3 separate regions of the Homo sapiens genome follow, and all the other regions are linked to region 2. Evidence: chromatin loops called from intact Hi-C (ENCODE). Cell type or tissue: heart left ventricle. All regions are shown on one strand.

Region 1 (8,000 bases), 310 kb before region 2:
AACCCGCAGCTCCTCCTACAGGACTGTGGAGACAGCCCTAGTCAGCTCAACAATTAAAGATCTATTGCTTCCTAAAAATTAAATGAGCCTCAACCACTGTGACAGACTACCAACCTAAGTAATTATCTGACCTGGCAGGGGTGCCTTTGCAGGGGAAGCTGCTGTGTCTGCACTCCACCCAAAGCATCTGAGGATGGAGAGGGTTTCCTGAGGTGTAGTCCATGCTGACATGTGGGACTTCTGGGCTGGTAAAGGCGGCCACCATTAAGGGAGAGCTTAAACACTTTCATGTTTATACGAATTAAAAACAGCCCTATGTAGGTGCCTACAAACACAAAGACGGGGCATCATCGGAGGAAGGACCAAGGGCATATCCCTCAAGGGCAGAGGGGGCCAGGCTGCCTCTCTGTCCAGGACAGTGAATGAAGAATTTCAGTTGAAATTTGAATATTCAAAATGGACCTTTAAGGGAGAACTGCCCCCACTGTGGCATTTTTAGCATTCTTTTGGGGGACTTTATGAGACTGAAAAATGTCAGACCTACATTATAAAACATGTGTAGGAATTTTAAGAAAATGCCACCTAGGCATACAAGCCTAGAAAACCCCTCAAGGACCTCCTTGGTCATTTCCTTCCCCCCCCCCCTTTTTTTTAAGTGGTCTTCCTTCAAAGCCTCACTTTTTAAACTTCACTGGGGGGGGGGAACCCAGAATGAAGGCTTCACCCCATGTCCATCATGCTCATCTGCATTTTAAAATCCTCCTTGAAATCACTAAACTCTGCCTCCCTAAACTTTTCCCTCCCACTTAAATCTCAGTCCCTTTTCTCACCATGGACTGTGACCACAACTAAACCAAACATGTATTTTCTCTTTGCTGGTTTCACATTACAACTTTCAGTGACTTTTCTTTTTCTAGAGGCTTTGTCCCTTCAAGGAACCCTATATAACTTCCGGGGTGGGGTGGAGGTGGGAAAGGGCTTTGTTGGGATTTGGACAACAAAACCTATGACTGCAAACTTATAAATACACTTGGTGCTGAACCGAAGCTAAGACCACAAATTCCGACTCAGCTTTGTGTCTGCAGATGTCAGCAGGAGCCCCAGTCTTTGTTCCTCCCTTATGATAAAGAAGCTGAATGCAAAATGCACATCCAGCACGGAGTTACTAAGACTTATTTGTAAACATGGAAACCCAAGGGCTCCCCCTCAGCTCCCTCAGTTACCGGCTGCTTTCGCTACTGTGGAACCACTATGGGAAGATCACAGGGCAGCTTTCTAAACCAGGATGAAAGAAAATGTTCCAGACTAACAGGTAATGTGGCGGCTGATGGTTAAACATTAACAGGATGGTCTGCAGCAAACGCGTGCCTGCCAGCACTGGTGTGCGCTTCCAGTGGGCTGAACTCCAGGTCATCTTTGGCTCACAGGGGTCCAAGTTAGGCTAAGATTCCGTGGGCACCCACATCTTTCTTCACTCAAAGATACTGGTGAGTTATGTGGAAGTGGAAGCTGGGGAAGCAGTGAACAAACCAGCTTACCCTTTCATACCCTCAGAGGATCTGATCTAGACTGGCGGTTGGGCAGTCAAGAGCACTCACAGTTGGTTTCACTAGGGCTCAGTGGGAGGCGTAGAGATGGGCAAAGGGTGGCCTCTCCACTTCAGATACACCCTGTACCCCTGTAACCAAGGTAAGGACAAGGGGCTAAGATTAATGCCCAACCCTCTTCCACACTGACTCCTGAGGCAGGGGTGCCTCGTAACTACAGGGCACCCCATCTCCACCCTAGTCTGAGGAATAGAAGCCACAGGACGCAAATACAACCCTAAAAAAACACAGCTGGGGGGATCTCTTCGCAGCCACAAGATAGTGTCAGGTTTTCAAGACTTGCAAAACTGGACCCAGCACCATGATGCTGTCCCTGTTACTAATCAGTGCCAACTGGCGGGATATCTAAGTGGCCTGCAGCAGGCTGGCTTTCGTTTTGTTTGCTCTTGGGGGTGAGGATGGAGAACCCCAGCAGTCCGAGCGGATGGAGTGTACTGATAGAGGACATGAGTAAATTCAGAAACTATAAGGGAAACAAGGTGGCACAAGACGTATCGGGCAGCCGTTAATTGCTCTGTGGGTGCTGGAGGGAGGAAGCACACATCAGCACAGGAGAATAATACCCGGATTCAGGTCAAGCAGAGATGTGATTAAAGAAAGGACATGCACAGTGCTTTTTCAAACAAGGACAGTCTTACACCGGGAAGAGAGTTATTGAAAAGAAGAACACCGCACCCCTCGTTCCTACAATACCCTGATATCCCAGGGAGCCCAGGCCTGCTCCCGAGGAGGCTGCAGCGGCTAAGGCTCCCCAAACCTTTAGGTTTCACATCCCCTTTAGATGAGTTCATACCCAGGGCTAAAGTTGTAAGCCTTCCCATACATCCCACCTCCCAACATCGGGAACAAAGGCCTCTTCTGCCAAGAGGGTGACAGATCTTCCCTAGCAGCCCCGAGAGTCACCGAGGGGCACTGTCACTGTTTTCTGCTGTCTGTCTAGGCGATCTGACCCAGGAGTTATACTCCCTCCCAATCATCAGCAGGGCCTGCCTTTCTATTAACAGGCTGTGGGCTCTGAATCCTACAGAGAAGTGAACAAGCAGCCCCTCCACAGCTCGGACTGGAGTTTGCTACAATTCTTAACCGAACTCCTCTCTCTCCCTCTTCCTGGGTTCTTGTTCACCTGGCGGCACTACCTGTGCTATCATGGGATCCAACATCACTCTCTTTTGACTGGGGGATAAGCCCGTTTCTTCTCAGGGAACAGGTGGTAACTCCGTGTTTGCGCAACTGGTGGCGTTCACAGTTAGATTTGGTAGAAAAGAAGGCATCGCATTTTTGACAAGGGAAGGGTTTCTGACCTGAAGCAGGAAAAAAAATATATATTTATCTGGCTTTCTACTGCAATGAAATAGAAAAGTCGCTTTTGTTTATTCTCCTGGGATCATTGGCAGTTGTTCCCCCCTCCTCCATCCCTTCAAGAAAATTAACAAAACACATTAGAAAAAAAAAAACCATCAATGACTAAAATGATCATTCTCCCTTTTCCTAAGTTGAATGGAATATGAATTTTTGTCCTCAAAATACTAAAATAAATGAAACTGAAAAATATACATTTAAAGTAAAACAACGGTATTACAATTAAAATATTAACGACAACAAAAAAAAGCGAATGAAGAGATTTTAGAGCACAGCAAGAAAACACCTATATTCTATCACAAAGAGAAAGACGCCCTCTAACGAGTTCTAGTGTGGCAAGGACACCGTAATATGGACACTAGGAAATCCAATGGGGAACCCCTGGGTATCTTTGGGGGCCCATGAAGAGAAGAAGTCAGGGACAGCCCCCAGCCAGGGTGGCCAGTCCCCCTTCCTGGCCTTGGTGGCTGTGTCCCTCCCACAGGGGAACGGGAGCAGTGAGTTCTGACTTCCCAGGACAACTCCTGTCTGACTTGCCGAGACATCCTGCAGTGACCTCTGTTCAAGTTCACTGTGGTCCTAGGTGGCAACAGTCAGGAGATCTTCTCATTAAAGGTTCTTTGTTCCCCCTGCTCCAAGCTTGGTTGCAAATGAGTGACCAATACGTAACTATGTCTGCATTTGATCATGTGCTCCACTCAACAGATGTGCATGTGAAGAGGACATTTTGGCAGCCCTGCCTCGCCCCTAGACCCATCCCAAACGCACAGATGGGTGAGCCACTGAGAGAGGCACAGTCCCCTCCTGCTTTGGTCTGCCTACCCTCTCCTTTTACTTGGATTCCTTTTGTGCTGTAAACATCATGTTTCAAAATGCAATAGAAGCTCCTCTACAACTTGTCCTGGGTTTGTGCGGATGCATGTGAGGGAGAAAGAAAGCACAAGGGAAAAAGGAGGTGGAGAGGAAAAGAGAGGAGGAGGGAGGGGATCAGGGGCCTTCAGGAGGCGGAAGTTGGTGGTGCATCACTTGTGTATCACTGAATTCCTCCCTTTCCCCCAAGTTGCTGGAGTCCAAGGTCCCAGTTGCTAATGTTACAGGGTAAAAGGTTTTGTGTGTTAACCAACATGACTTCAGAGCTGGGGCCCAGTACTTTTGTCTCATAACCCTAGGATTGCCACAATTAAACACAGCTCCCTGGAAACACAGATCACAGGGGCCTCTGGCGTTAGATTAATGTCGATAGAAGCCTGAACTAGTGCAGGTGCCCAAGGCCACGCACTCCCCTGTGAATGCACAGCAAGGGCCTGGCACCTGGGGACCAGCCAGAGGGGCCACGTGTTTTCCCAGGGGAAGGAGGGACTAGCCTTAACCGGCACTGGCTGTGTCACACGACTCCAGGGGGCGCCATTCATACAGAGCCTGAAGGTGTGGACCTGGCACCGCCCCCATGACAGCATGGCCACAATTTCACATCAGGAGTAATAATCAGAGACAGGGGACATTGATTCCCTCCTGAGCTAAAAGACCCTTTAAGATGATGCTTACAAATCTCCTCAGGCGCTTTTAAGAATAAAGATGCAACAATCAAAGACAACAGAATTAGAAACCCGGAAAGGGCAGAATCAGACACCCAGAAATCCGGCCTGTGTGCTTCTGAGTAGCTCCACAAGGCAACCTGAACAAAAGTGGAGAACCCCACTGACTGTTTTCAGGGTCTCCTCATATCATTCTGCAGGTGTTTTCTGCAAAATTTATTTTTAAAACATCCACATTAAAAAAAAAAAGTGTGACTAGTTGTACAGTATGTCAGTGTTCATGGTGCGTCTTCCAAATTACTTCTTGTGGTCATGTGCGGTGGCTCACGCCTGTAATCCCAACACTGTGGGAGGCCAAGGTGAGCAGATCACTTGAGGCCAGGAGTTCAAGACCAGCCTGGCCAATACGGTGAAACCCCATCTCTACTAAAAATACAAAAATTAGCTAGGCATGGTGGTGCACACCTTAATCCCAGCTACTGGGGAGGCTGAGGTGGGAGGATTGCTTGAGCCTGGGAGGCGGAGGTGGCAGTGAGCAGAGATTGTGCCACTGCACTCTAGCCTGGGCGACAGACAGACTCTGTCTCAAAAATAAAATAAAATGAAAAAAATTACTTATTGTTTTTCATTTAAAATTGAACACAGTATTTAATAATTTCAAGTAAAAATAAAGTACTTTTAACATTTTATTGTCAAAAGGTAACACTGCTGCTTCTCTGAGTCTGGCCAGATTGAGAAAAGAACTGGGCCAAGAGGAAAACAAGTAAGAAGCTACTATGATAGGATTCTTGATTTCAAAGAAAACAATCGGCTTCTCGCTCCCCCCTGTCACATGGTTTACTCTGTAATTTTCACACTGGTAAGTGCGTCACCTTTACAGTTGGTTAGGACTGCCAGGCTGACGTCCCCATGAGAAGGTCCCTATTAATGCTAAATTCAGAAAACAATCCATGATGTGAAAGTATTGCATCAAACTACAAAGGCTCCCAAAGTGACATAACAACTCACATGAGTCATTAGAAGCTCACATTTCACTGCGTAAGTCTGACATTTTTACATAGTGGTGGGCTCTCTGGATTGCAGGGATGCAGGAAAACGGGCCCGTTTAGTATTTTATAATAACGCAGGTTTCAAAAACACTTGTTGGCCAGCCATCTATATAGAAAGTAGCAAATGATTCTATTTATTTGGTAGCTGCCACGAATAACTGCTTTAGAAGGGGATTTGTAAAAGCACCTGTAACCACAGTGAGTTACCTGCGCACTCAGGACCTACAGCATTCTGCAAGCCCCAACGCGAGCGCTTAAACCATCAGCCAGCTGGGCAGAGTGGCTCATGCCTATAATCCCAGCACTTTGGGAGGCCAACGGAGGTGGATCGCTTGAGCCCAGGAGTTTAAGACCAACTTGGGCAACACAGTGAGACCTTGTCTCTATAACAAATAATAATAAAAAAAAAAGGCCGGCACGGAGGCTCACACCTGTAATCCTAGCACTTTGGGAGGTCGAGGCTGGTGGATTACCTGAGATCGGGAGTTCAAGACCAGCCTGGCCAATGTGGTGAAACCCTGTCTCTACTAAAAATACAAAAAATTAGTTGGGTGCAGTGGCGCGCACCTGTAATCCCAGCTACTCTGGAGGCTGAGGCAGGAGAATCGCTTGAACCCGGGAGGCAGAGGTTGTGGTGAGCCAAGATCACGCCACTGCACTCCAGCCTGAGCTACAGAGCAAGAATTTGTCTCAAAAAATAAAAAAATTAGCCAGGCATGGTGATGTGCACTTGTAGTCCCAGCTACTTGGGAAGCTGAGGCAGGAGGATCACTTGAACTCAGCCAGGAGTTCAAGGCTGCAGTGAGCTGTGATCATGCCACTGTACTCTAGCCAGGGTGCACACAGGCACTCTAGCTTGGGTGACAGGGTGAGAGCTTGTCTCAAAAAAAAAAAAAAAAAAAAAAAAACCTCCAAAAACAAACAAAAAAAATTAGCCAGTGTTTACTCTCCCAGAACAGTCAAGAAACGAAGAAGGACATTGGGGCAAGAGAAGAGTGAACAGTGAGAATAGTTTGATGAGGAGATTGGGGCCTTGGCCTCCAAGATAAAAAAAAAAAAAAACAGAACTGAAAACATTTCTGTTCATTTTTCAAAGACAATCAGGGTTAGAAAGGTGGGGTCTAACTAGCATAGAAAACCTTGCAGTTGCTTTTCTTTTTGTAACAAGATGACAGCCTGAGCAGCCCAGCCTTCTCTCCATTGCTCCTCCACCCCTGCAGGCAGGTTTCTTTCTTTTGGTATTTTCTCTCTGTATTTGGCAGAAGTGTACACAGGACTGGGTACAAACGGCCAAAGCTGTCTTTTAAGAAAGCTAAAAGGAGCCAAATACAAGTGGTGTCCCAGGTGCTTTCCACACCCAGGTTTGGATGACTCACTGACCGAAGCTCTGACCCTCACTGCCAGATAGAAGCAGGGAGGAAAGGGTGTGGGGGGAAAGCCTGAGCCGGCTCAAAAAAGGCGCTCAAAGCACCCATGAGAAAGTAAGCAAGCCAGGGAAGCCCGGAATGGACACCCCATAGTCCCAAGCCCATCACTGTGGGACAAGGAACTGGAGCAAAGGGAAGGGGGAAGAAAATGAGGACAGAGGCTAGAACAGACTGGCTGTGTTTCCTGGCACCCTCTCCTCCACCTGTGGCCTAAAAACACACGAGATGCTCCCGAGGGGTAAAGGCAGGAACAGTGCACTCTTGTCTCCTATGGAGTGGCGCGTTTAGGTAGAGAAAGGTAAGGAACCAGGAACTGTCCTCATCAGCAGGAAAGTATGGTCTGGGAGAGAGCTGGAGAGGAGTGGAAGGAAGGAGGAAAGGCAGGTGTGTGTGGAGACTGTGCCAGGGGGTATGAAAAATGACAGCCCTGCCAGCTTCCTCATCAAACACAGTTCCTGGAACCTGAGCCGGGAGCAAGAAAAGGCTGAGGCCACATGCTCCTTGCCAGCAGCCAGCAGGTATACCCCTCGTTGGACACTGAACACCGGATCTGCTTCTTGCTGCCCCTTTGAGGACTGGGAGGACTGGAGAACACGTGTTTTGAGACAAAGTAGAGACAGTACAGTAATCTGCTGAGGGGGTAGGAGGAGGCCAGCATTCAAGGTGTAGACAGTTTGTTTAAATGCAGTCCAAAACCAGATGCTGCTCAATGCTTCTGGCTGGAACTCAGCTAGATTTTAACACTGTACTCAAAAACACAAAACGGCCAGGCACCGTGGCTCACGCCTAAAATCCCAATACTTTGCAAAGCTGAGGAGTTCGAGAACAGCCTGGGTAACATGGTGAGACCTTGTCTGTACAAAAGCAAAAAACTAGAAAAAACAAAAATACCCCACAGAACATCTTCTCCGAATAACACCTTTGTTTGCAGGGTGGCTGCAGAGTCAATGTTTAACATGTGTACACTCAAGACTTTTTTCAAAGTTTTGGAGACAGCGCCTCACAGAAGCCTAGGGAGCCAAG
Region 2 (8,000 bases):
ATTCATGCTCAGGTTGCCATGGCTGTCTGGGTTTCCAGGGATGGCAGAGGGGGATGGTGAAAAGGAGGAAAGGGCTACTGAGCCTTCGTGGAGCTGTTCAAGGTCAGAGCCTCACCCTGTGCCCTGACACTGTGGCCCAGATGGCTGAGAGCGAGTTCAAGGAACTGAAAGATGCAGAAGTTTCCAGCACAACCAGAGAATATCTGATTGGCTTCTCTTTAACTGATAAAGACCCTTGTGCTTTAAAAACAATACCCTGGCCAGGCATGGTGGCTCATGCCAGTAATCCTAGCACTTTGGGAGGCTGAGGTGGGAGGATCACTTAAGGCCAGGAGTTTGAGACCAGCCTGCGCAACACAGTGAGACCCCCATCTCTAAAAATAATAACTAACAAAAAATAAAAAAAAACAGCAATAACCCAAGCTTAGGCTCAAGAGGGAATATCAGCAGAGAGATAGGAAAGTGAAGAGTGGTACCATGGGATGGCCCAAGTTCAGATACCCTTTGAAGGCAGGGCTGGAGACTGTGTTCGATTGGGAATGGGAGAGGCCCTGTCCTCAGCCTGTGGAGCCACTGGCCCCTGTGCTTTCTTGTTCTAATTCACAGAACCAGGAAAGAGGAGAGGGTGGGATGGGAAGGGCTGGCACCCCTGCTGCATCCACCTCTAGCCTTTGGAAGGCGATCAGGAAGCTGTGCTGATGGTACTGGACGGGCAGCTGCTGACTGAGGAAGCGATGGCTCTGTGCCCAAGGTGGGCTTTGTGACCAGGGGAAGTCCTTTCCAGAGGAAGCCCTTGAAGCCAAGTATCCTATAAGGGGAGGATTCTGTGTCTTCTTTTTCTTACTTTCCTTTTTTGAGAAAGCCTCTAGACTCGTACCACCCGAGTCACTGTTTATTTAGCGCTCTTGCAAGGCTGGCTCTTGTCACCCGTGTCTGAGCCTGTCCCTGCATTAGCCTCTTCCAGGGAAGCCTGGAAATTTCCATCACTCCTCTCTAATGCAACCCTACTCTGCCCCAGCCAGACTGCCCTGGGAATGTGTTAGCTTGACAGCAGAGAGCAGTCGTTCTCATTCTTGACTGCTCACTTGAAGCACCTGGATGGATTTTAAAAGTTCAGATGCCCAGATGATACATGGTGCAGTCAAATCAGAATCTCTAGGGGTGGATCCCAGGCTCGGGAGTTTCTAGAACTCCCCAGGGTGATTCCAATGGCTGCCAAGCTTGAGGGTCAGCATGGGGCTTCTGAGTGCATCCAGATTGCCTGGACTCGATTCTCATCTCTGCCACTGGTACTAGTCTTGGCCCAGTTATTTTCCACGTCTGCCACAGTTTCCTCATCTGTAAAATGCAAATCATAACGGTACCAATAGCATATAGCATTAGTATGAGGATTAAATAAGTTAATATGTGCTACGGGCTTGGAAAGTGGCTGGCACAGTCAGTGCTCTAAGTGTTTGCCGTGTGTGATGCCAGGGAGCACATCTTAAGAGGGACTTGGGCAAGAGGAACAGGCAGGGGACAGAACCTGAGGATGTGTCTCACGAGCAGAAGTGTAAAGACCTGGAGGTGTATTTCTCCTGGAAAGGAGGAGGCTTTGTTGAGATAGGATGGTCATCTTCAGATTCCTATCAGATGGGAAAGAAATGACGCTTGTTCTGCATGACTGTGGAGGAAAGAACAAGGATTCAGTAGCGAAGAGTTTCCAGCAGAGCCATTCATTCACTCTGCAGTGAGATGGACAGTGTCAGGAGGAGTGACTTCCCAGGCTCTGGGATGTTCTAGCAGCATTGCGTCAGTTTTTGGTGGAAAGGTTATAGGAGGAATCGGAATGGAACGGAAGGACTTTCAAGGCCTTTTCTAGCCCATGCCTTGCATGTACTGAGCAGTGCTAAATGTTAGTTGTTATGAAATGCTGTCTTGAAGTGGGCAAGGCCTGGCAGGGGATGGTGGTGGAGGCTATCATTGAGTCTAAAACTGTGTCCAAGAGAGTACTAGGCTGAGCATGGAGGCTCAAGCCTGTAATCCCAGCAATTTGGGAGGCTGAGGTGGGAGGATCGCTTGAGCCCAGGAGTTTGAGATCGCTTGGGCAACACAGTGACAGCCCATCTCTACAAAAAATAAAAAAAATTAGCCAGGTTTAGCGGGGAGCAACCGTAGCCCTGGCAACTTGGGGGAGGCTGAGGGTGGAGGATCCCTTGAACTCAGAAGTTGAAGGCTGTAGTGAGCCATGATTGCACCACGGCACTGCAGCCTAGGCAACAGAGGAAGGCCTTGTCTCAAAAAAAAAAAAAAGAAAAAAAGAGAAGACCAAGGTCAAATGAGGTGGAGTCAAACCTGTTCTCAAATTGAGGGGTGAACACGGGGGCTGGGGTTGGAACCTGGCCCGTGCAGGCATTGGAGAGGAGCCAGTTAAGACGCCTGCCTAGGCCGGGCGCGGTGGCTCACGCCTGTAATCCCAGCACTTTGGGAGGCCGAGGCGGGCGGATCAGGAGGTCAGGAGATCGAGACCATCCTGGCTAAAACGGTGAAACCCCATCTCTACTAAAAATACAAAAAATTAGGTGGGCGTGGTGGTGGGCACCTGTAGTCCCAGCTACTCGGGAGGCAGAGGCAGGAGAATGGCGTGAACCTGGGAGGCGGAACTTGCAGTGAGCCAAGATCGCGCCACTGCACTCCAGCCTGGGCGACAGAGCGAGACGCCGCTCAAAAAAAAAAAAAAGACACCTGCCTAGGGGTGAGTATCGGGCTTCTGCTGTGAGGAGGGGTCGAGATACCTACAGGCCCTCTACTGTTAGTTCTGGACACAGGATAGATGGCTGGGCTGGCTTTGTTTAAGGCATAGGGTCAAAGAAGACACTTTCTAAATCTCAAGAGCTCAGCCTTAGTAGGTTTCCACCCAGGACGTCCGTGCGCCATACCGTGCCCTGTGCCTTCTTCACTCCCTCTGGCCTCCCTCTCTGTACAGATTCCTAGCATTTTGCCTACCCTGGGGGAATTCTACCCAGCCTATTTCACTTGACTTTTCCTTTTGGCGTGGGGCAGAGACAGCACTAGTTGTGACACTATGGTATTTCACTAAAAATCAAGCCACATGTCCCTTTTACTAAGTCAGCCCCACTCTCACCCTCTAGTGTTTGCCCAGCACATGTTCAGCCACATCCCTTGTGTGAGCTTGGTGGGTGGCTTCCGCACGGCGCCTGGTCCTCATTCTGCCCCACCCCTGCTACCCTCCTCTGCAGGGCTTCAGGGTTGTGATCCTCGGTCCTACTTCTCCCTGGCTGACCTGACCCCTTCAAGCCCAGTGACCCCCTTCCCTCAGCGTCTCTGCCACTCTGCATAGCCACACCCCGTAGGAGGCTCCACCCTCCGGATGGCCATCTCGGAAATGGCTTTGTAGCCACCACCCCGTCCTTCCATGGGTCCCACTCACTCGTTCCTGCTAAGCCTCTTCTTCGCCTTTATCGCGGCCCCTGGAGCCCCTCCTTGTGTTTGGCACTGTGGACCCGTCCTGGTTGCATCTGTTCCCTCCCTCCCTCCCTTTGTGGTGAAATGATTTGGCAAAGTTCTCAAAAGCACCTCCCTTTTCTTACCCTCTTGACCTTCCCCTGTGTCTCCCTGGGCAATCCTTTCATCTACTCCTGATCCCAAAGTGCTGAATTCCACTGAAGAGATTTGTGCCCCGAAAGTAATTGGACGCCCTGCCCAGTCCTGCTGGGGACGCTCCCAGTGCCTTCAGGCATGGTCCTCTGACTCCGTTTTTAGCTCCCTATCAGATTCCCAGGACAGCTGCTCCAAATCTTTTCCACTCTCCTCCAGCCCTAACTGACCCTGCTCGTTCCCCTCTCCAGAACAGACCTCTTCACTGCATTGGCTAAGCAAACCACCCCTCCCCACTACGGAGATTGCTGACTTTTTTTTTTTTTTAATGGGGATAATTTCTCATTCTCTTTTTCTTTCATTTTGTTTTGGGGGAGAAATGTTCCTTATTCTTTCTAAGGCTAAAGCCCCCACCCTTGCTGCTAACCTTCTCTTTATTTATTTATTTATTTTTATTTTTGAGACAGGGTCTCACTGTCACCCAGGCTGGAGTGAAGTGGTGCAATCATAGCTCTCTGCAGCCTTGACCTCCCAGGCTCAAATGATCCTCCTGCCCCAGCCTCCTGAGTAGCTGGGACTACAGGCGTGAGCCACGGTGCCTGGTCTCTCTTCTTTCTCTGCGATCCTGCTCAGCTGTCACTTCTTCTCATCTTAAACCTCCTTTTCCTCTGAGCCCTGAATCTTGAGACTTTCTCTAGTTTCCTTCATCTTACAAAACAACCAGCAGCAAAGCTCTTATCTTGTTTTCCTCCTGCCTCCCTCCTTTCTCTGTCATCTTCCTCATTTTCTCAACCCCTTACCATCCGAGTTCCCCTGTCCCCATGAACTAGCCACACGGAGCTAATGTCCCTAAACTATGCCTTGCCATCTCCCCCTCCCAGGGAGGCAGCCGGCGAAGTGGAGAAAGTCCTGGCATTGGAGTCAGCCTTGCAGGGGTTCACATCTGGGCTTTGCCCCGTATGCGTTATATACTCCTGACCCTCATTTGATACATTTTTAATCTTTCCGAAGTCCAGTTCCCTCCTCTGAAAAATGGAAGCAGTGATACCTAATTTATTTGGTTGTTGTGAGTATAAATGAATTTATACTTCTAAAGTGTCCAACATACAGTTGGTGTAAAATTTTAAAAAATGATTCCCATTTATCCCTTGCTTTAGCTAATGCTGATTCCTTCATGCGGTATGCCTTTGCCTTCTTCCACGTACCTGTTGGATTTCCACCCGCCTCTCAAGGACTAGGTACTTCCTTCCCTTTTCAGCTGCTGGGCCCAAGTCCTTGAAGTTATTTTTCCCTCTGAACCTTGTTTCTCTATTGCAGCAGGTGCTGTGGTCTGCCTTGTATCAGGATCGTTGGTACATGTTTGTCTGGCCTGCATACAATCAGGAGCCTCTGGGGGCAGCGATATTGAACTCACCTTTGCATCCCTCTAGAGTACCTTTGGAGAGTCTTGCATATAACAGTTCCTCAGTGACAGCTAAATTTAAAAGAATTGCTTGCTGTGAGTATACCTTAATAATTTGAAAAACAATTCTAGCTGATTTGGTTCCCACACATGAATATACTTCCAAATCTTGTAGAGTTTACAATGAAATAGAGATTTACAATGTAAAGGTCTTCTAATGAACACCCTCAGGTCTGGCCAGATTTTGGGAGGTCCTTATGCTGCCTTGTGGACATTATTTGTCTTCAGGTTACTAAGGTCCTGTGTCGGCAAGTAGTTAAGACATTCGCTGCCTGGTGGAATTGATCACATTTCTCGTGTTAAAGGAAATGGCCAGGCTAGCAGATATCTGAGATTCCTTCCAACTTGAACGAACTATGACTCAGTGATCATGTTTAGAGTGTGATGTAATGAAGATACTCATTTGTAAAAGTGACCAAGGATGCTTCTCATGTTTGTCCTGTAATGAAAGTTCAAAAAGAAGGGTTAGGGTTAGGTTAGGGTTTAAGGTTAGGCTTGGGGGCTGTTTTCTCAAGTGCATTAGTTAATTCATTTTTTTCATGCCATCAATACTGAGCACGGACTGTGTGTGCCCAGTTTGGTGTTGGGCACTGGGAACAAGACAAGTCAAGCTCAGTCTCAGCATAACCCAGTTGGCATCTGGCACACTCTTCTTGGGAAATAGAGACAGATGCATGGAGGTGGGCCGTGGGCTGGGCGACTGCCTGGGCTTAGTGGCCAGTGTCAGAGAGGACAGTCTGGAGGGACAGTCTTCAGCAGTAGTAGCACCTGCCCCTCCTGGCAGGACCCTCCACATGGTTACTCGGGTCATGAGTCCCTGGGCTTGTCACATTATCCACAGGCCGGCTGAAATGCCTTCTGCTATACACACCACGCTTCCCTCAATTCATCTTTCAATCTGGAGGATTTACAAAGATTTATACCATTAAGAGCAAGATCTCAACAACATGCCGTATGGGGAAAACCTGTTTTGCTTCTGCCCTTATAGGTATTAGTCTGTAAGCTCTTCTGGGCAGGGACCCATTTTCTGTGTCATGGTTCTCTGTGCAAAGCTTTATTCCTTCTAAGGGCCAGGGTTTCACATGTTTGGGTCTATTCCTCTATCCAGGATTAACATGGAGGAACCATTGACCAATGGTAATTTACATTTTATATTGAGGCACGTGGGTCTGAGTCCTATCTTATATCCCCTAAGAAAACCTAAAGACAGGAGGAGTTGAGGACGCCAGTTTTTCTTAGCGTTGAGCCTGCGTCTTGCTGAGGAGCACCTGGGCTGAGATGCGCTCATCTTCCTCACAGCCTGGAGGCCATGGTTTTTGATTCTCCAGGGGTCTGGAGGCAAGAATGGAGGACAGATGGGAGGGTCAGTGGCCTCTTCTGTGTGTTCCCTGCACCTGGCCACAAATCAGATGGGCATGCGTCATGGGTGAACTGCTGTCAAGGACAGGGAAGTCACAGTACTGCCATCTGGGCTGTGGCAGGAAAGGGATACATGGAATCTTTCCCAGTTCTTGGTGATTTTGCAGGACCTTGTGAATCCCTTTTCTTCTCTCCTACTGGCCATCTCCCTCTATAGTGGACCACCTGTCAGAAACCCATGTGAAGAGACCCAGATTCACCCCCGTGTCCACATAGACAAAGCAGAGGGGAGGGGAAGGTAGAGAATGGGGAAAGGATGGTGGTCCTAATGCTTTCTCTAAGTGGGTCAGGAGCAGGAGAGAGAGGAGGGCAGGTAGAGTGCAAATAATCACAAAATAATTTTTTTATTTTTAGCCAACAAAATGAATCAAACAGCAACTACTATTTGTTGATGACCTATTATGTTTCTAAGTACTTTATTATTATTATTATTTTTGAGATGGAGTCTCGCTCTGCCACCCAGGCTGGAGTGCAGTGGTACAATCTCTGCTCACTGTAACCTCTGCTTCCCAGGTTTAAGTCATTCTCCTGCCTCAGCCTCCCGAGTAGCTGGAATTACAGGCCCACGCCACCACACCTGGCTAATTTTTGTATTTTTAGTAGAGACAGGGTTTTGCCCTGTTGGCCAGTCTCGTCTTGAACTCCTGACCTCAGGTGATCCGCCTGCCTTGGCCTCCCAAAGTGCTGGGATTACAGGTGTGAGCCAACATGCTTGGCCTGTTTCTAGGTACTTTATCTTACAATAGCCATATGGTAGATCCTGTGTCCATTTTACCTATGAGGACACTAAGGCTGAGAGGCTGAGTAACTTATCTTCGCTAGTCACGGAGCTAGTAATAGGCACGTCTCTCTGACTTCAAAGCTCATGTTTCTTCTTGTTCAACTGCCTCTGTGAAGTCTTAATTCAGAAAACTCTTCTGTGAGGTATATCCAGGGTCCATAAACATTTTACGTGAATCTTCTGTGGCTTTTACGATACATCCGTGTGTGTGTGTACATATATACCTATATAGACATGTGAAATGGAATGTAAGGGAGACTTCTGTTGTCTACGACAGGCAGAGCCTTCCTGGGGCTTTTTCCCAGTGGAACCATTGAATTCTTAGGTCCTGAAACTGGATTTGGTCAGTTAAATGTTGACCAAAGGTCTGACTCATGCTAACCAAATTGACTGAAAAAAAAAGTGTCCCTGAGCCCAAATAAGGTTTTTAACCTAATTCTATATGAAAATGTCAATGATCTGTAACCCACCTAATCCGAATTCTCTTTATCCTCAGTGCACTGGTCCAAGCCACCTTCACCTCTGAATTATCACAACAGCCTCCTCGTACTTCCTGCATCTATCTTTGCCACCTCAGCCTCCTTCCCTAATCCAATCCTGAGGTGCACACTTGAAAAACTAATATTTTAGTTAATAAATTCGGAATACCTTTCTAGGTTAGTGAAATTATTTTCCACTGGAAGGAACGTGGCTTAAAAATCAGGGCCAGTCATTTGCCCAAGGCCCTTCCATCTAGTGGGC
Region 3 (8,000 bases), 200 kb after region 2:
AACGAGCTTAGAAAGCAGATTGAGAGGGAAAGACTGGGTGAGGGTGGGGTGGTGGTGGAGAACCAGGCCAGAGGGTCATGGAAGCCAGGGGAGAAGAAATTTCCAGGAGGAAGAGTGATGAGTCAGTGCCCCGCAGAGGTTATTAAGACACAATAGAAGTGTCCATTAGACTTGGAAATTCAGCAGTAACCAGTGTGATAAGAGCTGGTTAATGGACATGTGGTGGGTCCCAACACCAGCCTACAGGAGGTTAGTAAGTAGGACAGTGAAAGTACTTTTAGAAAATTTGGCAAAGAGGGGCAGAAGTTAGAGGGAATGCCAAAGCTGCTGGAGGAATCTGATCGCTAGTTTCTGTGTGTAAGGTTTTCTGCTGTTTTGCTCGGAGGCAGGGGTTTATAATGGTATTTACTTCACGAAGGCTCAAGTCTCCAGCGGTGTGTCTGGAGGGGGTTATATATGCCAGAAAGGGGTTGGAGTAACAAACCAAGAGATCTGCCCACTTTTTAACCACCCACTCTTCTGCTCGACAGCTGCACCTGTGCCTTTGCAATTCAAACCTAGGGACTCGCCACCCTCAGTGCCCAGTCAAAACCCGCTAAAGCCCTGGCAAGGAAGCCGTTTGGTGCAATTCCTGCTATCCCTGGGAGAGTATTTTTGTTGTCTTCATTATGGTTTTGCTTTTCCCTGGAGAGAATTGTGATGGGTACGACGAAGGGCACACCTGGAGAGAGGGTGAAGAGAACAGGGAGGGGATGCTAGCGCAGAGAGGAGAATGAGGTCTGCACAGCAGTGTCAGGCCAGTGAAGGCAGGAGCGAGCAGGAGGCAGGGCAGGGGTGAGTTGCAGAGCTCAGGGCATTCATGACTGGCCAGCTCACCTTTCCCTGTTTAGTAGGGGGCAAGGCTTCCTATTGTGCAGGATGACGAGGGAGCCATGAGGCTCCAGGAAAAAATCTGAGGCTGAACTGTTGTGGGGGCTGAGAGGGAGCTGAATGGGGCTGGGAGAGGACTGTCTCATCACCATGGCCCGATCAAGGCTAAGGATGCAGACTTGGTGTCCCTGGCGCAAGTGGTCCAGAGTTTCTTCCATCAGTGCCATCAAGATGGGGGAAGGAAGAAAGTACGTGGGAATTAGGGGAGAGGTCAAGACTGTAAGGCAGGTGAGATTATGGGCTGATGGGTCAGAGGATCTGGGGGTCATGAGCAAGTCATCCTTTCTCTAGCCCCTCCCACCCCAGCCTCTTTATTGAAAAGCTGGTTTATTTCACTCCTGTGTTTTGATACAGAGAGAGGCCGGTGGGAGCATTTTTCCTTCTGGTAATCCATGCGCTGAAACAAGACCTGGCAGTGAGGAAGGGCCAGGAAAGGAGGCAGGTGGGACTGGTTGGCAGTGGGAGGCAGAAGAACTATGCTGATAGACCAGACCTAGCGTGTGATTTTTCTTATTAGGCTTTGTTTTTAGAGCAGTTTTAGGCTCACAGCATAACTGAACAGAAAGTACAGAGTTCCCATATGCCTGCCCCCACCCCTAAACGGTTGCTTCCATCAACATCCTGTACCGGCGTGGTCCATTTGTAACAGCTGATGAACTGACATTAACACATCATTTTCACCCAAAGTTCACAGTTTGTATTAGCGTTTACTCTTGGTGTTGTACATTCTATGGGTTTAGACAAATGTATTATGCCATGAATCCATCACTGTAATATACAGTTTCATTGCCCTAAAAATCCTCTGTTCTCCACCTAGTCATCCTTCCCTCCCCTCTAACTCCTGGCAACCACTGATCATCTTCCTGTCTCCATAGTTGTCTTTTCCAGCATGTCACATAGTTGGACTCATACAGCATGTGTAGCCTTTTCAGATTGGCTTTGTTTACTTAGCAATATGCATTTAAGTTTCTTCCATGTCTTCATGGCTTCCATATTGCGTTTTTTAGTACTGGATAATATTCCACTGTCTTGATGCACGATGGTTTATCCATTCACCTATTGAAGGACATTGTTTCTAGCAATTTTATTCATTGGTTGCTACAACATGGAAGCAGTGAAGGGTATGTGCAGGGTTTTGTGTGGACATGTTTTTAACTCATTTGAGTAAATACCAAGGAGTACAAATTCTGGAGTATATTGCAAAAGTAGTTGCTTTGTAAGAAACTGCCAAACTGTCTTCCAAACTACTATTTGGCATTCACACAGCAATGAATGGGAGTTCCTGATGCTCCACATCCTTGCCAACATTTGGTGTTGACGGTATTCTAGATTTGGCCATTCTAATAAGTGTGTAGCAGTATCTCGTTTTAATTCGCAATTCTCTAATGATATATGATGTGGAGCATCTTTTCATATGCTTATTTGCCAGCTGTATGTCTTTTGTGAGGTATCTGTTCAGATCTTTTGCCCATTTTTAATTAAGTTGTTTCCTTATTGAGTTTTAAGACTTTTTATATATTTTGAATAACAGTCCTTTATCAGATTTATCTCTTGCAAATATTTTCTCCAATCTGTGGCTTTTCTTATTTTCATGACAGTGCCTTTCACAGAGCAGAAGTTTTTAATTTTAATAAAGTCCAATTTATCAATTCTTTAATCATTTCTTTGGTGTTGTCTAAAAAGTCATTCCCAAACCCAGGGGTCATCTAGATGCTTTCCTATGTGACCTGCTAGGAGTCTTAGTTTTAGGTTTAACATTTGCATCTATGATCCATTTTAAATTAATTTTTGTGAAGGATATAGTCTGTGACTAGATTCTTTTGCATGTGGATGTCCAGTTGTTTCAGCACCATTTACTGAAAAGACTATCCTTTCCCCTTTGTCAAAGATCAGTTGATTATATTTGGGTGAGGTCTGTCTGGGTTTTCTATTTTTTCAATGAACAAATATGGTCATTGACCTATTTTGCCAGTGCAAGACTGTCTTGATCATAGTTTTTTGATTTATCAATTACAGGTAATATCAATTGGCTTCCTCAGAGTTAATGAAAAGTTGGCTCCCTTATGCTCTTATCTTTCCTCATCCCTCTTTATATAGCTGCATAGTTTTTTGTTTAAGTCTGTCATTCAGGCTGGAGTACAGTGGCATGATCTCAGCTCACTGCAGCTGCCTCCTTCCGGGATCAAGCAATTCTCCTGCCTCAGCCTCCCAAGTGGCTGAGATTACAGGCACCCACCACCATGCCCAGCTAATTTTTGTATTTTTAGTAGAGACAGGGTTTCACCATCTTGGCTAGTCTCAAACTCCTGACCTCAGGTGATCCGCCCACCTCCCAAAGTGCTGGGATTCCAGGCATGAGCCACTGGGCTTGGCCTATAGTTGCTTTTAATTACATCAATAATCACTTTATAACACCAAAACTATGTCGATATTGTTAATAGCAAATCTGCGTGGTGCATTAGGATTACATTTTTTCTTTAGATTTTGTTTCCCTTGAAGTTATCTCTTTGCCACACTTATTAACTTACATGCTACTTTTATATGCATATGTGTAATAGTTTAAAAACATGTCAAAAATTCAATATTCTTATAAAATGCAGAGCCCTATTTCCCTTGCCTTATAAGTGGGCTGTACTTAGTGAATTGCTTCTAACAAATAGAACATGGCAGAAATAATGACATGTGACTTCTGAGACTAGGTCATAAAAGGCATTACAGCCCCCCCCCACGAACTTTCTCATGGATTGCTTTGGGGAAAACCAGCTGCCATGTTAGGCCACTTGAGCAGCCCTCTGAACAGGTCCATGTGGCAGGCAGCTGAGGCCTGTTGCCCACAGCCAGCAAGGAACTGAGGCCTTCTGCCAACTGCAACATGAGTCAGCCATGGTGGAGGCTGATTCTACGGTTCTGGTCATGCTCTCAGCTGACTGGAGCCCCAGCTGACATCTTGACAACCTCAGAAGAGATCCTGAGCTGAAACTACCCAGCTAAGCTGCTCCCAGATGCCTCATGCTCAGAAAATAGAAGATAATAAATGCTTATTTTAAGTCTGAAAGTCTCAGGGTAATTCGTTATACAGTACAGCATATTTGATTTCTTTCTGATGATCACTTTGCCACTAGATCTGCCATATTTCTACTCTGTTAAGTCTATGTAATTTTTCCCTGGATGTCTTCCCCTTCTACTCTTGTGTGGACTGCACAGTGTAGCTGTCAGCTCTTCCACCCTGCTGACTGGACTCACTGGTTCCTAGGTCCCTTCTCTTCCCTTATTTTCATTTATATTCCTTTCTTTTCCTGAAACCCATCAACTATTAGCTCCTAGAAGGCATATGGAAGGTAAATTTTCGTCCTTGCATGTCTAAGGATAATTCTATCTACTTTTGTTCTTGATCAATGGTATGGTTGATTGCAGAATTCAAGGTAGAAAAGTGTTTTCTTTTAAAACTTTGAAGGCATTCTTTTTTTCTAGCATCCAATGTTGTGCTTGAAGTTCAATACCATTTACATTCTAGTTATTGTGTATATGACTTAGTTGTCCCCCTCATTGGAAGTTCTGGGCTCATTGATTTGTCCCTTGTGGAATTTTATGCTGTGCCTTGGCATATGTTTGCCGAAATAAAACCCAACTAAAAGTGGTTCATACTGCAAGTTGATTTTTTTTATCTTGCATAATAAGTCTAGAAATAAGGTGGCTCTGGGGTTGATTAACATTGTGGCTGACTTACATCATCAGGGACTCAAGTTTTCAAAAATCTGTTCTGCCAGAGTACCTTGGGTATTTCCCTTCATGGGCAGAAAATGGCAGCAGTGTATGTTCCAGATACAGAGGGTTGGGATTAGCTCTTCTGACTTGTGGAAACTGTGAAATATTTCCTACAATTAATCCCAGTCTTGAGTGAGTTTCTCTTGTGCTCCCATGTCCAAAATTAAGGGATCAGCTCTTAAACTTATCACCAGATAAAGGGAATACAATTAATAGAGTTTAGATTAATTAATCTTTACTCCATGGAACTGGGGTTAGGGTTGGTCTTTCCTGATAACATGACTTTGCGGTAGAATATGGGGATTTTAAACAATCTGAATCCTATTACAAAGAATAAGGCAAGAGCTATGGGAGGACCATCAAAATTGGCTGTTATAGGGGGTGTGTCACTCATTGTGATATACTTGTTGAGGTTGCCTATCTGCTGATGTCCCTCTTGTTTGCTGTTTGTCCTTGTGGATTTCTGCCATTTTGTTCCTTTATTATCATTTTAATGAGATCTGTGAAGGGAGAGGTGATAAATGTGTGTGTTCAATGTGTCACCCCTATTTGAAGCCCCTTAGCCTGTGCTTTTCAAACTGAGTTGTAATCTATTAGCAAGCTAGGCTCAGGATTTTAAAACAATGAAATAACATACAATACGATCTGGTATTTTCTGTATTGCAGAGAGTGAAGTGAAATATTGTTTCAGAAGATGTTTCAGTTGAGTATGAGTGGCTGCGTACTGAGTAGAGATGTAAAATGTGTTTCTCGCCATAAGCTGCATTGAAAAACTTCTGGGAAGCATTGCTTCAAATAAATCTCTTCTAAGCATTTTGTGCTCTACCATGTTATCTTACTGTGGCTGGTTTTACAGATATCTGAGGTTAGGAGAACACAGCTAGCATATTAAGCTCCATGCTTGCGTAAGGCAGCAGACAGGTAAGACTAAGAGGCACTGCGCATGGATACTGGCTAACACCTGCTCTCCGTAGTCAGGGCTGGTCCACAGAATGTGCAGAATTCTGCTTTCAGGAGTCTCCTATCCATTCAGCAAATGTCTGTCGAAAGGTTGCATTCCCCAAATGTTGGAGCTTCAGATGAGTTGTTCTCATGCTAGGCTTCTGCTGAGTTACGGCTCATAAACCTGGAGCTTCAAAACACAATGGGATCATGGTTGGTTTTCACAAAGTATTTTAAATCCATCTTGCCCTTTCCAGGCAGATGTATTCCGCAAAGCCTGATATGTACATTTCCTGTGTCTAAAGATTCTCAAGACATGAAAACATCCTACCGTGAAACCAATATTCTTAGAATCAAAATGCATCTTGGGAAGCTCTTTCCTCTGAGGCTGCTTTCAGCTGCTCCAGTAACCAGCATGAAACCCCACAACTCAACAATCCCCGTGGCCACAGGGTGGCCTGGAGAACTTCTCGGTCTGGTGGCCTTTTAGTCTCTTCTTGCCCTTAGGGTTTTGCCTCATTCAATGCCCCTGACTATTTCCATCTTGCCATCTTTGTTACATTGGTTTGTTGTCCATTTTGAAAATTCTTTGTTAATTTCTACCTACTTCCTCCAACATTTACTCCTTCCTCTCTTTCTAACTTACCCAATTACTGTCCTAACTGGTTTTTTCCTTCCTTACCATCCTTATTTTGCTGACTTTTTTTTTTGCCCTTCTATTCTCTGCTTCAACATCCCCCATGCAACCCCAGACCCCGTCCCTCTCGCTGTTTCCAAGCACTGTTGACATCCCCCTTGCCCCCTGCTGTGAAGGCCTAGGCTAGGCAGAACATGCCTCACAGACAGTGCACAGCGGGGAAGGCAGCCTGTGGGAGGTGGCGACTCTGAGGCTCTGAATATCAGAGCTGGGCCCTCACAAGGAAGGGCTCCTCTGCTATGTCTTGTCCAAAACTTTCATCATGTTACCCGTAGGAAGTCATAAAGGTCCCTCTTTACCAAATTTGCTGGTTACTGAATGTTGAGAGACTAACATTTAGTGGGACAGAATCAAGATCCAAAACATCTTGGAAGGCATGGAAATAGGCTGATTCTAACAGGAAAATATGCCACTGTCTTCACCTGGAGTGGGGGGGGGGGTGGCAAATGAATCGCACAGGAGCAGGATAACGGAGCTGTAGCTGAGGAGTGAAAAAGACTTAAAAGGGTTTTAGTCAAAAGTAGGGTAAAAGAAGCCACCAGCAGATGTGGACCCCACAAAGCTCATTTGAGGTTAGACTTGAGAGAAATACAATGGAGTGAGCAGCTGGTCACACACCACACTCAAAAAGGAAATGGCCAGCCATCCACATTTGTCAAGAGCAACCAGGGACAGGTCGAAAGAATTAAGCATGGGGCTGGGCGCAGTGGCTCATGCCTGTAATCCTAACACTTTGGGGAGGCCAAGGCAGGCGGATCACCTGAGGTCAGGAGTTTGAGACCATCCTGGCCAACATGGCGAAACCCCATCTCTACTAAAAATACGAAAATTAGCCAGGCATGGTGGTGTGTACCTGTAATCCCAGCTACTTGGGAAGCTAAGGCACAAGAATCACTTGAACCCAGGAGGCAGAGGTTGCAGTAAGCCCAGATCGTGTCACTGCACTCCAGCCTGGGCAACAGAGCAAGACTCCATCTCAAAACAAAACAAAAAAAAGGCTGGGTGTAGTTGGCTCATGCCTGTAATCCCAGCACTTTGGGAGGCCGAGGTTGGACAGCTCATGAGATCAGGAGATCAAGACAATCCTGGCTGACATGTTGAAACCCCGTCTCTACTAAAAATACAAAAAACTAGCCAGGCATGGTGGCACACACCTGTAGTCCCAGCTACTCAGGAGGCTGAGGCACAAGAATCACCTGAATCTGGGAGGCAGAGGTTGCGGTGAGCCGAGATCACACCACTGCGCTCCAGCCTGGGCAACAGAGCAAGATTCCATCTCAAAAAAAAAAAAAGTGCAGGGAAAAAAGGATGTGATAACAGTATTCAGATAATGAGGAAGAGAAATCAGACATTAGGCTGCAAGGCAGAGGACTAAGTTCACTGGAGTTAGGCTTCATTTTCAACAGAGACGCACTTCACAGTAGCCGAAGTTGTCCAATGATGGATGGGCTGCTTCATGAGGAAGTATGTCTCACTTTGAAAAAGTTTGAATATTTGGTGCAATGTTTCCAAAGAGATTCAAACGTTGGATATGTTCTTAAACAAGACGGCAATCATAACCATTTATGGTTGATACTAATGCTAAAACAATAGGAATAACATTAATTGGGCACTTACTATTGATATGTGGTGCTCAGTGTTTTCTGTACATTATCTTATTTAAACC

Evidence for each region. A loop is a pair of places that touch in the nucleus more often than their neighbours do. Peaks named below come from ENCODE experiments on the same cell type or tissue, not always from the same donor. Only the 100,000 strongest peaks of a DNase experiment are listed, where the experiment ranks them.
Region 1: it touches region 2 in a loop (2.9-fold over the local background); 22 of 110 quality-filtered maps call a loop at or near these places.
Region 3: a loop joins it to region 2, with 4 times the contacts of the local background. A loop is called at or near these places in 12 of 110 quality-filtered maps.

What each region holds. Positions count from the first base shown.
Region 1 is chr6:7,235,346-7,243,345 of GRCh38, reverse strand. It overlaps RREB1 (ras responsive element binding protein 1), which reads right to left. Exons shown (of 13, transcript NM_001003699.4): 11 at 2,744-2,908. Among named protein-coding and RNA genes, the nearest start is that of SSR1, 74 kb to the left of the region's middle. RefSeq lists enhancers at 6,743-6,842, 7,123-7,222. In heart left ventricle, CTCF peaks have their summits at 4,153 and 4,354 (motif pointing right); a DNase peak (open chromatin) is centred at 4,355; H3K27ac peaks cover 789 bases.
Region 2 is chr6:6,923,386-6,931,385 of GRCh38, reverse strand. No RefSeq gene overlaps it. Among named protein-coding and RNA genes, the nearest start is that of LINC03055, 42 kb to the right of the region's middle. In heart left ventricle, a CTCF peak has its summit at 3,148; DNase peaks (open chromatin) are centred at 3,335 and 3,735; H3K4me3 peaks cover 892 bases; H3K27ac peaks cover 1,466 bases.
Region 3 is chr6:6,726,823-6,734,822 of GRCh38, reverse strand. The region is part of intron 2 of LOC101928004 (a long non-coding RNA gene); the gene reads left to right. It overlaps LOC101928047 (a long non-coding RNA gene), which reads right to left. Exons shown (of 6, transcript XR_001743949.2): 6 at 1,432-5,827. Among named protein-coding and RNA genes, the nearest start is that of LY86-AS1, 110 kb to the right of the region's middle. In heart left ventricle, no CTCF peak of the experiment used is centred here; a DNase peak (open chromatin) is centred at 3,756; H3K27ac peaks cover 1,379 bases.